Regions from separate parts of the Homo sapiens genome. Here region 2 is linked to region 1. A link is an interaction called in ENCODE POLR2A ChIA-PET data of the cell type or tissue named here. Cell type or tissue: B cell. All regions are shown on one strand. Links, peaks and the distances in the headings refer to the core of each region. The heading gives the core; the rest is flanking DNA.

The links. ChIA-PET counts read pairs that join two places held together with the same protein. Peaks named below come from ENCODE experiments on the same cell type or tissue, not always from the same donor. Only the 100,000 strongest peaks of a DNase experiment are listed, where the experiment ranks them.
Region 2: POLR2A ChIA-PET joins it to region 1 with 12 read pairs; 8 of 35 experiments call an interaction of 5 or more read pairs at or near these places.

The regions. Positions count from the first base shown.
Region 1 is chr5:177,050,083-177,058,422 of GRCh38, forward strand. ZNF346 (zinc finger protein 346) reads left to right here. Exons shown (of 7, transcript NM_012279.4): 5 at 669-854. Among named protein-coding and RNA genes, the nearest start is that of ZNF346, 32 kb to the left of the region's middle. In B cell, for the core only: no CTCF peak of the experiment used is centred there; no DNase peak of the experiment used is centred there.
Region 2 is chr5:176,991,662-177,000,001 of GRCh38, forward strand. All of the region lies in intron 1 of UIMC1 (ubiquitin interaction motif containing 1), which reads right to left. Among named protein-coding and RNA genes, the nearest start is that of UIMC1, 11 kb to the right of the region's middle. In B cell, for the core only: no CTCF peak of the experiment used is centred there; DNase peaks (open chromatin) are centred at 3,140 and 4,556; H3K4me3 peaks cover 1,365 bases; H3K27ac peaks cover 6,288 bases.

The DNA.
Region 1 (8,340 bases), core at 341-8,340:
CCTTGGCCTCCTGAAGTGCTAGGATTACAGATGTGAGCAAAACGCATAACTAAATGTTAATGGTCCTCTTTTCTCTCTACTCAGCCTATAATATGCAATGTAGCCTAAAAGGCATCCCTAGTATGGTTACCTTTTCTGAATGACCTTGTATGAGCTCCAGGAACTCAAGCCTCAATTTCTGTATCTGTGCATTTGTTCCCAGCTCTGCAACTGTATTACTTTAAGGATGAGAATAAAACTCCCAAACTTCGTGTCCCACTTGCTGTGAAGTTCTGGGAAGTACTGAGGTATCCCTGCAAGAGTGCAAGTGTGCATCTCTAGTCTATTGTAACTTGGCAGCCTGACAGGAGAAGCTCAGGGCCTCCTAAGAATATGAGAACCACCAGGATTTGTGGGCTTAAAGTAGTTAAAGCCGCTGAATGAAATAGCCAGTCTTTGGGCTCCCTCAAATCTTCCCAGGTTTCCCAATTAGAGAATGCATTCACCTGTGTGACTCACACAGGCAGTGCCACATCTGCAGTAGGATTAACTGGTGTCACAGCCCTTTCTATTCAGCATACTCAAAAGCCTGACACCTTCTGGGTTTTTTCATTGTTTCTGTTTGAACTCTCTCACTGCAGCTCTGTCAAAACGCCTTACAAATCCTTTCCTTGTGGCCTCCACCTTAGCCTTGCACCAGAATAGAGAGATGATAGACCCAGACAAGTTCTGCAGCCTCTGCCATGCAACTTTCAACGACCCTGTCATGGCTCAACAACATTATGTGGGCAAGAAACACAGAAAACAGGAGACCAAGCTCAAACTAATGGCACGCTATGGGCGGCTGGCGGACCCTGCTGTCACTGACTTTCCAGGTGAGGGGGCCTAGCTCACACCCAGAGCTGGACCAGGGTTTGGCCACTGGGGCTACCCGGACCAGCTGACGTTGTGCTTTTCCTCCTTAGGTCTTGTAAGTAGGGTTTGCGAACTCAGATGGCTACAGAAGCCAGATGAGAAATTAAAATGAGAGCCAGGAAGGGGATATGGTCAGCTGAAGAGTGAATGCCATTCCTACTCAGCTGTTACCATATCTTTCAGGTTTTCTTTTCTTTTTTTTTTTTTTTTTTTTTTGAGACAGAGTCTTGCTCTGTCACCCAGGCTGGAGTGCAGTGGCGCGATCTCGGCTTACTGCAAGCTCCACCTCCCAGGTTCATGCCATCCTTCTGCCTCAGCCTCCTGAGTAGCTGGGACTACAGGTGCCTGACACCATGCCCAGCTAATTTTTTTGTATTTTTAGTAGAGACGGGGTTTCACCATGTTAGCCAGGATGGTCTCGATCTCCTGACCTTGTGATCCGCCCACCTCGGCCTCCCAAAGTGCTAGAATTACAGGCGTGAGCCACCGCGCCCAGCCCTCTTTCAGGTTTTCAAAAGACTCTGGAAAGCCAGATTTATATAGAAATCCCTCTGTTTTTGTTTTTGCGTTTGTGTTTTTTGAGATGGAGTCTCCCTCTGTCACCCAGGCTGGAGTGCAGCGGCGCAATCTCAGCTCACTGCAGCCTCCACCTCCTGGGTTCAAGCGATTTTCCTGCCTCAGCCTCCCGAGTAGCTGGGGCTACAGGCACACACCACCACGCCCGGCTAATTTTTGTATTTTTAGTAGAGACAAGGTTTCACCATGTTGGGCAGGATGGTCTCGATTTCCTGACCTCGTGATCCGTCCGCCTCGGCCTCCCAAAGTGCTGAGATTACAGGCGTGAGCCACTGCACCCGGCCCCTCTGATTTTTAAATGTGTAACTAAATTAAAAAATTTTTAAGCCCAGCCAGGCATAGTGGCTTATGCTGTAATCCAAACACTTTGGGATGCCAAGGTAGGAGGATCACTTGAGCCTAAGAGTTCAAGACCAGCCTGGCCAACATGGTGAGATCCCATCTCTACTAAAAATTTTAAATATTAGCTGGGCATGTGGCGCATGTCTGTAGTCCCAGCACCTTGGGAAGGCTGAGGTGGGAGGATAACTTGAGCCCAGGAGGTCAAGGCTAAAGTGAGATATGATTGTGCCACTGTATTCCAACCTGAGTGAGAGCGAGAACATGTATCAAAAAAACAATTTTTTTTTTTTTTTGAGACAGTCTCACTCTGTCTCCCAGGCTGGAGTACAATGACACCATCTCACCTCACTGCAACGTCTGCCTCCTGTGTTCAAGCGATTCTTATGCCTCAGCCTCCTGAGTAGCTGGGATTACAGTTATGTGCCACCCCACATGGCTAATTTCCGGCTAATTTTTTTTGTATTTTTAGTAGAGACAAGAGTTTCACCGTGTTGGCCAGGTTGGTCTCGAACTCCTGACCTCAAGTGATCCACCCGCCATGACCTCCCAAAGTGGTGGGATTAGAGGCATTAGCCACCAAGCCCAGCCAAAAAAAAAAAAAACTATTTTTAAACCCTGTGTAAGTCAGACCTGTCTGCAAGCCAGATTTGGGCCAAGGACCCTTAGCGGATTAGATCAGAATCTCATGTTCTGATAGTTCTTACTTTGTACCTCCACAAAGGTGAACCCCTGAGAGAGAAAAGGTTGCTTCCTATCAGCAGAATTTAGACCCCTACATTAAAGTTTTGCCTCCCCCATTCTTTGGTTGTGGTTATGTTAAGGAGATACTGGTACTAAGAAAAACTACTAAAACTACACGTACACATGGTCCCCAACTTCCTATGGTTCAGCTTTATGATTTTTTTCAACTTTACGATGGTGTGAAAGCAATAGATGTTGAGTAGAAACTGTACTTCTCTTGCACTGCTAGGCAGCAATTGGTAATAAGTTTATCTAGATGTAACCCCATTGTAAGTCAAGGAACATCTGTAGAGTGAGAGAAAGCATGGAAATCTTCTGCTGACTTGCAGGATCCATTCACCACTCATTGGTAAAGGATGAATTCCTTGTTTTTACCTTTTTTTTTTTTAAGAGGGTCTCTTGCTGGATGCAGTGGCTCACGCCTATAATCCCAACACTTTGGGAGGCCAAGGCAGGTGGATCATAAGGTCAAGAGGGCGAGACCATCCTGGCCAATATGGTGAAACCCAGTCTCTACTGAAAATAGAAAAATTAGCTGGACGTGGTGACACACGCCTATAGTCCCAGCTACTTAGGAGGCTGAGGCAGGAGAATTGCTTGAACCCGGGAGGTGGAGGTTGCAGTGATCCAAGATCGCGCCACTGCACTCCAGCCTGGCAAAAGAGCAGCAAGACTTCATCTCAAAAAAAAAAAAAAAAAAAAACAGGGTCTCTGTATGTTGCCTAAGCTGGTCATGAGCTCTTGGGTTCAAGTCATCCTTCTACCTTGGCCGCCCAAAGGGCTGTGATTACAGGCATGAGCCGTTACACCCAGCCTGCTGTTATCAAGTATGCATTTAAGTCTTGCCCAAAGTATTTGTGTATTTTGGTACTTTTAATGCTGTTTTAAAATGAACATTCCTTAAAGTTGACTGGACCATTTCTAATACAATAAGGATAATTTTAAAAGACCTGGAAGAAATTCAGTTTTCATGAATATTATACTGTTAAGAGAGGGAAAAAAATATCGACCTTGATGAGTTTTTCTTACATGTGTTCTTGTTTGCTATGAATTCATTGGGAGAAAATATTTGCTGCCTTTTTACTGTGCATTCCAACTGTATTCTTAAAACATTTCAAAATGTATGTATATTTTAACATTTTGTGACATACTAACATGTTTTTAGAATATACTAGTCCATGCCTAATCCATAGGGGATACGTTTCAAAACCCCCCATGGATATCTGAAATGGTGGATAATACCAAACCCTCTATATACGGTGTTTTTCTCTCTGAGAACCAACATGGCTAAGGCACTAATGAGCAGATAGCGTATACAGTGTGGTGAACAAAGGGATGATTGACATCCTAAACAGGGTAGAATGGGATAGCTTGAGATTTCATCATGCTACTCAGAATAGCCAGCACTTTAAAAAACTTATGAATTGTTTACTTCTGGAATTTTTTTTTTTTTTTTTGAGATAGGGTCTTCTCTGTCACACAGGCTGGAGTGCAGTGCACAATTATGGCTCACTGCAGTCGTGACCTCCCAGACTCAAGCATTCCTCCCACCTCAGCCTCCCAAATTGTTTAACCACAGGTGTGTGCCACCACACCTGGCTACTTTTTTATTTTTTGTAGAGCTAGAGTCTCGCCACGTTGCCCAGGCTGGTCTTGAATTCCTGGGCTCAAGCGATCCACCCACCTTGGCCTCCCAAAGTGCTGGGATTACAGACATGAGCCACCATGCCCAATCTGGCTATTTTTTATTTATTTATTTATTTTTTTATTTTGTTTTTTTGAGATGGACTTTCGCTCTTGTTGCCCAGGCTGGAGTGCAGCAGTGCCATCTCAGCTCACTGGAACCTCCGCCTTCCAGTTTCAAGCAATTCTCCTGCCTCAGCCTCCCGTGTAGCTGGGATTACAGGTGCCCACCACCATGCCCGGCTAATTTTTTTTTATTTTTAGTAGAGACAGGGTTTCACCATGTTGGCCAGGCTGGTCTTGAACTCCTGACCTTGTGATCCACACAGCTCAGCCTCCCAAAGTGCTGGGATTACAGGCGTGAGCCCCCGTGCCTGGCCGGCATTTTTTATTTCATATTTTTGGACTGCAGTTGACCACAGATAACTGAAACCATAGAAAGCAAATCTGCAGATGTTGAGTGGGGAGTGGTGGCGGGACTACTGTAATGATTGCATAGTATAATCTATTAATCCAGAACAGAAGGACCTCAAGTGAACTTAACTAATTCAATTTACTTAGATTTCTGGGTAAAAACTGATTCTATAAATTAAGAAATAGTAGGTTCTTTATGGTAAAGATACCTTTCTGAAAAGTAAAAAATTGTATTGAAATTTTACTAATATGTAGATTTTGCTACATATTACTATTATATATTACATTTACAAATACGTAGGTTTTTTTTTTTTTTTTTGAGACAGAGTCTCATTCTGTCACTCAGGCTGGAGTGCAATGGTGCAATCTCGGCTCACCGCGACCTCTGCCTCCTGGGTTCAAGCAATTCTCCTGCCTCAGCCTCCTGAGTAGCTGGGATTATAGACACCCACCACCAAACTCGGCTAATTTTTGTGTTTTTAGTAGAGACGGAGTTTCATCATGTTGGCCAGGCTGGTCTCAAACTACTGACCTCAGGTGATCCACCTACCTCGGCCTCCCAAAGTGCTGGGATTACAGGTGCGAACCCACCACACTCGGCCCTAATATGTAGATTTTTCTGAGACTTCATATAGCTATCTCTGAAATTTTGGGCACTAAAAGAACTTGAGAAAGTTACTTCATAAATGTGTGGAAACTGGAAATTGACTCTATATCTTTGGTAATAAAGGGGTAATGTCAGTATTTTCAACATCCTGGTGTCCAGTCTAGAAAGACCTAGTAGGAGAAAAATATTAGGCTTTTCCAAAGGATCTGTTTCTGATTTCTTAACATAAATTTGGCCTTGTTGAGTCCTTTTTAATTTGAACCGGCAAAGTATCTCCCCCTGCCTCAGAAATAACTTATTGATTAAAATCGAAAACTAGGGCCAGGCACAGTGGCTCACGCCTGTAATCCCAGCACTTTAGGAGGCCAAGATAGGTGGATCACTTGAGGTCGGGAGTTCGAGACCAGCCTGGCCAAGATGGCAAAACCCCATCTCTACTAAAAATACAAAAATTGGCCGGGTGCAGTGGCTCACACCTCTAATCCCAGCACTTTGGGAGGCCGAGGCAGGCAGATCACCTGAGGTCAGGAGCTGGAGACCAGTCTGACCAACAAGGAGAAACCCCGTCTCTATTAAAAATACAAAAACTAGCCAGGCATGGTGGCATGCACCCGTAATCCCAGCTACTCTGAAGGCTGAGGCACAAGAATCACTTGAACCCAGGAGGAGGAGGTTGCAGTGAGCCAAGATCGTGTCACTGCACTCCAGCCTGGGCAAAAAAGCCAGACTCCGTCTCAAAAAAAAAAAAAAAAAAAGTTAGCCGGGCATGGTGGCATGCGCTTGTAGTCCCAGCTACTCAGGAGGCTGAGTCAGGAGAATCTCTTGAACCTGGTTGCAGTGAGCTGAGATCACACCACTGCACTGGGCGACAGAGCAAGGCTCCATCTCAAAAAAATAAAAATCTAAAAAGAATCTAAAAAGCCAGGAAACTACAGGTGCTGGAGAGGTTGTACAGAAATAGGAACACTTTTACACTGTTGGTGGGACTGTAAACTAGTTCAACCATTGTGGAAGACAGTGTGGCGATTCCTCAAGGATCTAGAACTAGAAATACCATTTGACCCAGCCATCCCATTACTGGGTATATACCCAAAGGATTATAAATCATACAGCTATAAAGACACATGTATGTTTATTGCGGCACTATTCACAATAGCAAAGACTTGGAACCAACCCAAATGTCCATCAATGATAGACTGGATTAAGAAATTGTGGCACATATACACCATGGAATACTATGCAGCCATAAAAAAGGATGGGTTCATGTCCTTTGTAGGGACGTGGATGAAGCTAGAAACCATCATTCTGAGCAAACTATCACAAGGACAGAAAACCAAACACTGCATATTCTCACTCACAGGTGGGAATTGAACAATGAGAACACTTGGACACAGGGTGGGGAACATCACACACCCAGGCCTGTCATGGGGTTGGGGGAGGGGGGAGGGATAGCATTAGGAGATATACCTAATGTAAATGACTAGTTAATGGATGCAGCACACCAACTTGGTATATGTATACGTGTGTAACAAACCTGCACGTTGTGCACATGTACCCTAGAACTTAAAGTATAATAAAATAAATTAAAAATAAAAAACAAGAAATTATTACTGAATGGAATATTCATTTTATGCTAGTTATTTCAAGTTTTTAAATACATAGAGGAACGTATTATAGAAAGACCTCTGTGGCTGGGTTTGATGGCTCACGCCTGTAATCTCAGCACTTTGGGAGGCCGAGGCGGGTGGATCATCTGAGGTCAGGAGTTTGAGACCGGCCTGGCCAAACTGGTGAAACCCCATCTCCACTAAAAATACAAAAAATTAGCCGGGTGTGGTGGTGGGCGCCTGTAATCCCAGCAGGAGAATCACTTGAACCCGGGAGGCGGCGGTTGCAGTGAACTGAGATCGCACTATTGCACTACACCGTGGGTGACAAAAGTGAAACTCTGTCTCAAAAAAAAAAGACCTGTGTCTCTTTTTCTTTTAAGTTTTTTCTCTTTTTTTGGTCCTTATGTAGAACAAATAAAGACTCTAAAACTAAGTTGTATATTATCAATTAGAGATGCAGGTGGCAATCAAGCCAAATAACATGACTTTAAAATCCAGTGTTCTCAGCCGGGCGTGGTGGCTCACACCTGTAATCCCAGCACTTTGGGAGGCCGAGGTGGGTGGATCATTTGAGGTCAGGAGTTCAACACCAGCCTGGTCAACATGCAAAACCCTGTCTCTACTAAAAATACAAAAAAATTAGCTGGGCATGGTGGTGTGCACCTGTAATCCCAACTACTCAGGATGCTGAGGCAGGAGAATCGCTTGAGCCTGGGAGGCGGAGATTGTGGTGAGCCAAGATTGTGCCACTGCACTCCAGTCTGGGCGACGGGGTGAGACCCTGTCTCAAAAAAAAAAAAAAGAAAAATCAGGTGTTCTACACCTTCACTCTGAGGTCATAGATTTTCTTATTTATTTATTTATTTATTTATTTATTTATTTATTTATTGAGACAGAGTTTCGCTCTTAATGCCCAGGCTGGAGTGCAATGGCGCAATCTCGGCTTACTGCAACCTCCACCTCCTGGGTTCAAGCAATTCTCCTGCCTCAGCCTCCCGAGTAGCTGGGATTATAGGCATGCACCACCACGGCCAGCTAATTTTGTATTTTTAGTAGAGACGGGGTTTCACCATGTTGGCCATGCTGGTCTCAGACTCCTGACCTCAGGTGATGTGGCCGCCTCAGCCTCCCAGAGTGCTGGGATTACAGGCATGAGCCACCATGCCCAGCCTGAGGTCATAGATTTTCAAGAGGACTTGGATTTGAAGAATATCGATACTTTTTTTATTTCAAAAAAAAAAATAGCTGGGCGCGGTGGCTCACGCCTGTAATTCCAGCACTTTGGGAGGCTGAGGCAGGCGGATCACCTGAGGTCAGGATTTCAAGACCAGCCTCAACATGGAGAAACCCCGTGTCTACTAAAAATACAAAATTAGCCGGGCGTAGTGGTGCATGCCTGTAATCTCAGCTACTCAGGAGGCTGAGGCAGGAGAATTGCTTGAACCTGGGAGGCGGAGGTTGCAGTGAGCCGAG
Region 2 (8,340 bases), core at 341-8,340, 58 kb before region 1:
GTGGCTCACACCTGTAATCTCAGCACTTTGAGAGGCCGAGGCGGGCAGATCACGAGGTCAGGAGATCGAAACCATCCTGGCTAACACGGTGAAACCCCAAGTCTACTAAAAATACAAAAAATTCGCCGGGCGTGGTGGCAGGCAACTGTAGTCCCATCTACTCGGGAGGCTGAGGCAGGAGAATGGCGTGAACCTGGGAGGCAGAGCTTGCAGTGAGCCGAGATTGTGTCACTGCACTCCAGCCTGTGAGACAGAGCGAGACTCCGTTTCAAAAAAAGAAAGACCCCACCTCTACAAAAAAATTTTAAAAATTAGCCAGGTGTGGTGGTGCACACCTATAGTCCCAGCTACTTGAGAGGCTAAAGTGGCATGATCACCTGAGCCTAGGGAGGTGGAGGCTGCATTGAGCCATGATGGCGCCACTGCACTCTAGCCTGGGCAACAGAGTGAGACCTCATCTCAAAAGAAGAGATAGATTAATACTTAGAGAACTGCCAGCCAAGAGTTCTTAACCTGTCAATCCAAAAGCCCTTAAAGAATCTATAGATTGGCTTCAGGGGATTAACTAAAATTGTGTGTAAAATTGGTTTTTTCTGTATCTTCCTTGGAAAAATTTTTATATTTTTTATTGAATTCTCAAAGGAGCGAAAGACCCAAAAGAGTGTAGAACTATCAAGATTTGGCCAGGAATAGTGGCACATGCCTGTAATCCCAGCACTTTGGGGAGCCAAGGCAGAAGGATCACTAGAACTCAAGCGTTCAAGACGAGCCTCAGCAACATAGTGAGACCCTGTCTCAGTTTAAAAAAAAAAAAAGGTGACTAAGTAAATAAAGCTTTCTTAGGACATAAAGAAATTTTTTAAATTGATAAATTTGACTTTATTGAAATTTAAAACTTCTGCTCTTTAAAAAAAGACCATTAAGAAGCCACAGAATGACAATCTGGGCAAAATAGCAAGGCCTTGTCTCTATAAAAAAAAAAAAATTTTTTTTAATTAGCTGGGTATGGTGGCACACACCTGTAGTTCCAGCTACTCAGAAGGCTGAAGTGGAAGAATCACCTGAACCAGGGAGGTCAAAGCTGCAATGAGATGTGGTCATGCTACTGCACTCCAGCCTAGGCAACAGAGTAAGACCCCGTATCAAAAAAGAAAACAAAAAGCCACCATAGAATGGAAGAAAATATGTGCAATACATTTATCTTGCAAAAGACTTGTATCCAGAATATACAAACAATTATTGGGCCAGAAATGTTGGCTCACGCCTGTAATCCCAGCACTTTGGGAGGCTGAGGCAGGTGGATCACCTGAGATCAGGAGTTGGAGACCAGCATGGCCAACATGGCGAAACCCCATCTCTACTAAAAATACAAAAATCAGCTGGGCATGGTGGTGTGCACCTATAATCCCAGCTACTGGGGAGGCTGAGGCATGAGAATCATTTGAACCCCAGAGACAGGGGTTGAGCCAAGACTGTGCCACTGCACTCCAGCCTGGGCAACAGAGCAAGACTCCATCTCAAAAAAAAAAAAAAAAATTCTTGGCCGGGTGCAGTGGCTCATGCTGTAATCCCAGCACTTTATGAGGCCAACACGGCTCACCACAATCTCAACCTCCTAGACTCAAGCAATTCTTCCATCTCAACCTCCCAAGTAGCTAGGACCACAGGCATGTGCCACCACACCCAGCTAATTTACTTTTTATTTTTTGTAGAGACAAGGTCTCACTACATTGCCCAGACTGGTCTCGAACTCCTGGGCTCAAGTGATCCTCCCACCCAGGTCTCCCAAAGTGCTGGGATTACAGATGTGAGCCTCCATGCCCAGGCACAAATATTTTCTTACCTTTTAAAAATATATCTAATCATCATGGCACGAATATACCTATATAAAAAACCTGTACGTTCTGCACATGTACCCCAGAACTTAAAGACTTAAAGTCTAATAATTATAAAGTATCTCTACTGATAATTTGTAAGGCACAACCACAACATATGTATATTTACTTTTTTAACTATATGAATACTAATGTATGTATTTTGTGTACTGGAAAACATACAAAAATCTGCCAGGCGCGGTGGCTCACGCCTGTAATCCCACCACATTGGGAGGCTGAGGCAGGAGGATCACCTGAGGTCAGGAGTTTGAGACCAGCCTGGTCAACATGGTGAAACCCCGTCTCTACTAAAAATACAAAAATTAGCTGGGAATGGTGGCAGGCACTTGTAGTCCCAGCTACTTGGGAGGCTGAGGCAGGAGAACTGCTTGCACTCAGGAAGCAGAGGTTGCAGTGAGCCAAGATCACACCACTGCAGTCCAGCCTGGGTAACAAGAGTGAAACTCTATCTCAAAAAAAAAAAAAAAGAAGAAAGTATACAAAAATCAAAGTGTGAAAAGGATGAAATAGTAAAAAACACTTGGGTAATGCAGCATAAACATGCTTATTAAACACATAAACACTGGGAGGCTGGCTATGTCACTTTACATCTCTAGGTGGATTCCAAAAATTACACTCCAGCCTGAACAACACACTGAGACCCTATCTCAAAAGAAAAAATAAAAAAAGACAAACCAATATTTAAAAGAAGCAAGCGATATTAACAAACTTCACAAAAGCAGATATACTAAAGGCCAATAAGGAAAAACAAACAGATATTCAATATCATTATTCATCAAGAAATTACAAATTAAATTTACAATGGCCTAACACTGTATATCCATTAGAATGGCTAAAATTGAAAATAGTGACAATACAAATGTGGGCAGGAATGCAGAATATAATGAACCTCTCATATACTGCTAATGGGAATGTAAAATGGCATAACCACTTTGGAAAACTGGCAGTTTCTTTAAAAAAAAAAAAAAAAAAAAAGTATAACTGTCATGTAAGCCAGTCATTCTGTTGCAGGAATCTGGAGACTGGAGAGACCAATGCGTGGAACAGGAGGATTTTCTTTAGGTGGCCACCAGCCCAGCAGATTAACATCCAAAGGCTGAGCCCTCAACAAAGACAGGGCTTGACTTTTATACACACTTCTGAAAGGGAGTTGGCTAGTTTGAATGGTGCGGTGGGAATGTGACAGTGCGAAACTCATGGGGCAGGCAAGCAGGCTTACAGAAGCAGAACAAAGGCAGTTAATTAAATTGCGACAGGTCTCGCAACGCAGGCATAGCTTGTGATCATGCAGCTGCACAGTAGGGAAAACAGGAACTTACAAAACTTGTGAAACACAGGTATTTGTAGAAATAGTTATGAGAAAGGAATTTGTTTTCTTTTCTTATCCTCACTCTGGGGCGGGGTGTGGGGGGCAGTGTGCTGGGAGAGTATCTGGAGCTCATTCCTTTGGGCTCTGGCTTTTCAGATAGTGTTATCAAGGCTCTGCCAGGGCCCTGCCTATTGCTGGCCTTGGAGTGAGTCAGCCAAGTACAGGAAAACTTGTTTTTCTCTTTTTAACTTTGCTTCAATTCCACTACTATTAATTACTCAGTAGAAATGAAAACATTACCACCCAAAAACTTGTATATGTATGTTCATAGCAGCTCTTTCCATAATGTCAAACACCAAAGACAACCCAGATTCCATCAACAGATGAAATGACAACTTGTGGGCTGGGCATGGTGGCTCACACTTGTAATCCCAGCACTTTGGGAGGTCGAGATAGGCAGATTGCTTGAGGACAAGGATTTGAGACCAGCCTGGCCAACACAGTGAAACCCCGTCTTTACTAAAAATGCAAAAATTAGCTGGGTGTGGTGACATGCACCTGTAATTCCAGTTACTCAGGAGGCTGGGGTAGGAGAATTGAATTGCTTGAACTCAGGAGCCGAGACCATACCACTGCACTCCAGACTGGGTGACAGAGAAAGACTCTGTCTCCAAAAAAAAAAAAAAAAAAAAAAAAGGCCAGGCACGGTGGCTCACACCTGTAATCCTAGCACTTTGGGAGTCCAAGGCGGGTGGATCACGAGGTGAAAAGATCGAGACCATCCTGGCTAACACAGTGAAACCCCATCTCTACTACAAACACAAAAAATTAGCCAGGCATGGTGGCAGGAGCCCGTAGTCCCAGCTACTTGGGAGGTTGAGGCAGGACAATCGCTTGAACCTGGGAGGCAGAGGTTGCGGTGAGCCGAGATCATGCCATTGCACTCCAGCCTGGGCAACAAGAGTGAAACTCCATCTCAAAAAAAAAAAAAAAAAAAAAGGAATATAAAGTGGTACATCCACTTTGGAAAACAGTTTGGGAGTTTCTTAAAAAATAAGCATGTATCTACTACATTACCCAGCCATTTCATTCCTAGGTATTTACTCAAGAGAAATAAAGACGTGAATGTTCATCATAGCAGCCTTAGTCATAAGGGACAAAAACTGGAAATAACCCACATATCCATCAACATGTGAATAAACAAATTGAGACCTATCTCTACAATGAAAAATTGCTCAACAATAAAACGGAACAAACTACTGATGCATCCAACGACACAGATGAATCTCAAAGACATTATGGTGAGCAAAAGAAGCAATGTCTAAAAGACTACAAACTATGATTCTACCTGTATGAAACTAGAAAAAAACTAATCAACAGTTAAAGGAAAACAGACCAGCATTTGCCTGGAGCCAGGTCAGAAGAGGAAGAGAAATTACTGGTAAGGGGCAGGAGGGTAACTTTTGAGGTAATGTTCTCTATCTTGATTGTGGAGGTGATTACACAGTTATATACCTTGATGAAAACTCAAAATAGTCACTGAGTGGTGTTAAGTCAATAAACAAACTAAAAAAGGACTTGTGGTTACCATCATGACCATGTAAGGAGGTTGACAAATCTCTTCTCAAGAAAACTATAAAGCTAACCCAAAACAGTCAAGACAACCATTTCAGCACTTGGAAACTGACCAAAAGCATAAAACAAACTAAGAAATGTTCACTCATGAAAACGACTGAACTTTGGGTAAGAATACCATGAGTCTCTGTGATTCACACCTAGGATCAACTCCCCTATTCAGTACCCTACTCCTCAGTTCAAATCACAGGTTGAACTATGAGTCCAGTAGTTTAACCAGGGAAGGACAGAATATGAGTACCAACCACTGCACTGCAACAGCTGAAGGGAACAGATGAGATGTGGAGTATCGTTACTCCAATCTTAGTGGCCAATTGCCTGCCATTGGGTCTTACCTGAGACAAGCAACAAATGAGAAGATGAGTCAGAGATTTATCAGGAAGCTCCATGAAATAAGACAGCCATAGGAGGATTCATAAACTCTCAAAATATCCCAGAATGGTCAGAGGCTGTTGAAATGCACAGCAGAGACCACAATAGGCCCAAGCTTCCTACATAACCCTGCTCAGCGGGATCTATGTGCACGCGTGCGCACACACACACACACACAAATTTGAGAGCCCTGAGAAAAGAGTTGGGGCAGACTTGAAAGCTAGTACACACCTTCCAGCCCTGTACAGAACCAAGATGTTATCTTTAACTCTCTTTCCCTCATTTTTCATATCCAATTCATCCTTATGTGCAACTGATTTCACCTCCTATACCTCTCTTTAAGCTCTCCATTTCTTTTCATTTTCACCACTATCACCATCCAAGCTACCAACAACTCTCGTGTAGACAATTTTAACAGACTCATAACTGGGTTCCTTACTTTTACCACCGTTCCCCTCCAATCTCTACACACCAAAGCTGTTTTCTTTTCAACTGCAAATCTTAAAGTACTCCACTACTTAAAACATTTCAGGCCGGGCACGGTGGCTCACACCTGTAATCCCGCACTCTGGGAGGCCGAGGCAGGCGGATCACAAGGTCAGGAGATCGAGACCATCCTGGCTCACACAGTGAAACCCCGTTTCTACTAAAATTACAAAAAAATTAGCCGGGCGTGGTGGCGGGCCCCTGTAGTCCCAGCTACTGAGGAGGCTGAGGCAGGAGAATGCCGTGAACCCAGGAGACGGAGCTTGCAGTGAGCAGAGATTGCACCACTGCACTCCAGTCTGGGCAACAGAGCGAGACTCTGTCTCAAAAAAAAAAAAAAAAAAAAACCCATTTCAATGGTTTCCCACTATTTTTATAGTTAGGACATTTTTGCTCTTAACATAGTCTACAAAGTATGTCCCGTATTATCTGCCCTCCTGCCAGATTGCTCTTTCTAAGCTCTCTCACAGTTCTTAAGCCCCAGCCATACTCCTTTAATGTCATGAGGCCTCTATACTTGCTTCTTATGAATGGAAGATTCCCCAACATTCCCCTTCACCTAGTTAATTCCTTCTCATCCTTCAGAAGAATAACTTTCTCAGAGAAATCTTTCTTGGCTCCCCAGATTGGTCAAATACCTCTACTATACATTTTCAAAGTACCATGCACCTGTCAAAATCAGTTAACACAGTTTTAATTACACACTCATTTGCGTGATTTTTCATCGAGAAAGAAATGTCTGTCTTTCTCAATGGACTATAGCCTTAAGGAAGGCAAGGAAGAAACAGTCCCAGCACCTACCAAATGCTGTGGCAAATGATAGGGGATCAATAAATACTTATTTGCAGTGGTTCACCCCTGTAATCCCAGCACTTTCGGCAGATCATCTGAGGTCAGGAGTTCGAGACCACCCTGGCCAACGTGGTGAAACCCCATCTCTACTAAAAATACAAAAATTAGCTGGGCATGGTGGCACATGTCTGTAATCTCAGGTACTCGAGTGGCTCAGGCACAAGAATCACTTGAACCCAGGAGGCAAAGGTTGCACTAAGCTGAGATTGCGCCACCACTGCACTCCAGCCTGGACGACAGAGCAAGACTCTGTCTCAAAAAAAAAAAAAAAAAAAGTCTGGGTACAGTGGCTCACGCCTGTAATCCTACCACTTTGGGAGGCCAAGGCGGGCGGATCACCTAAGGTCAGGAGTTCGAGACCAGCCTGACAGACATGGAGAAACCCTGTCTCTACTAAAAATACAAAATTAGCCAGGCGTGGTGGTGCATGCCTGTAATCCCAGCTACTCAGGAGGCTGAGGCAGGAGAATCGCTTGAACCCGGGCGGTGGAGGTTGCGGTGAGCCAAGATCATGCCATTGCACTCTGGCCTGGGCAATAAGAGCAAAACTCCGTCTCAAAAAAAACAAAAACAAAACAAAACAAAAAATTATACAAACCTTGGAATAATTTAGTGTAGTGAATGTATACGTATTTTTCTCCTTTATTCAAAATTCCTACAAGTCTGCGCTCATTTTATAATTTAAAAATAATGCTCAGGCTGGGTGCAGTGTCTCACGCCTGTAATTCCAGCACTCTGGGTGGCCAAGGCAGGAGGACTGTTTGAGCTAGGGGGTTTGAGACCAGCCTGGGCAACACAGCAAGACCCCGTCCCTACAAAAAAAAATTAAAAATCAGTCAGGCATGGTGTTGCATACCTGTAGTCCCAGCTACTCAGGAGACTGAGGTGGGAGATAACTTGTGCCCGTGAGATCAAGGCTGCAGTCACTCCAGACTGAGTGACAGAGCAAGATCCTGTCTCAGAAAAAATAATAATAATAATCCTCAAAAAAATCTTGCAGTATTTTTAAGTTTTCTAACATACATTTTAGTTTTTAGCATATAAGTCTTATACATTTTATTAAATTTAATTTTTGTGGGTACATAGGTGCATATATTTATGGGATACATGAGATGCTTTGTTACAGGTACACAATATGTAATAGTCAGATCATACAAAATAAGGTATCCATCCCCTCAAGCATTTATCCTTGTGTTACAAACAATACAATTATACTATTTTAAAATGTACAATTACATTATTATTGACTATAAGTCATCCTATTGTGCTATCAAATACTGGGTCTTATTGATTCTATTTTTTTTTTTGGTACCCACTAACCATCCCCACCTCCCCACCATCCCCCACTACCCTTCCCAACCTCTAGTAACCATCCTTCTACTATCTCCATTAGCTCAACTGTTTTGATTTTTAGATCCCACAAATAAGTGAGAACATGCAATGTTTGTCTTTCTGTGCCTGGCTTATTTCACTTAACATAATGACCTCCAGTTTCACCCATGTTGTTACAAATGACAGGATCTCATTCATTTTTATGGCTGAATAGTACTCCATTATGTATAAGTACCATATTTTCTTTATCCATTCATCTGTTGATGGACACAGATTGATTCCATATCTTGGCTATTGTAAATAGTGCTACAACAAACCTGGGAGTGCAGATATCTCTTCAATATACTGATTTCCTTTCTTTTGGATACATACCCAGCAGTGGGACTGCTGGATCATACGATAGCTCTACTTTTAGTTGTTTTGTTTTCTTTTTTGGGATGGAGTCTCGCTCTGTCACCC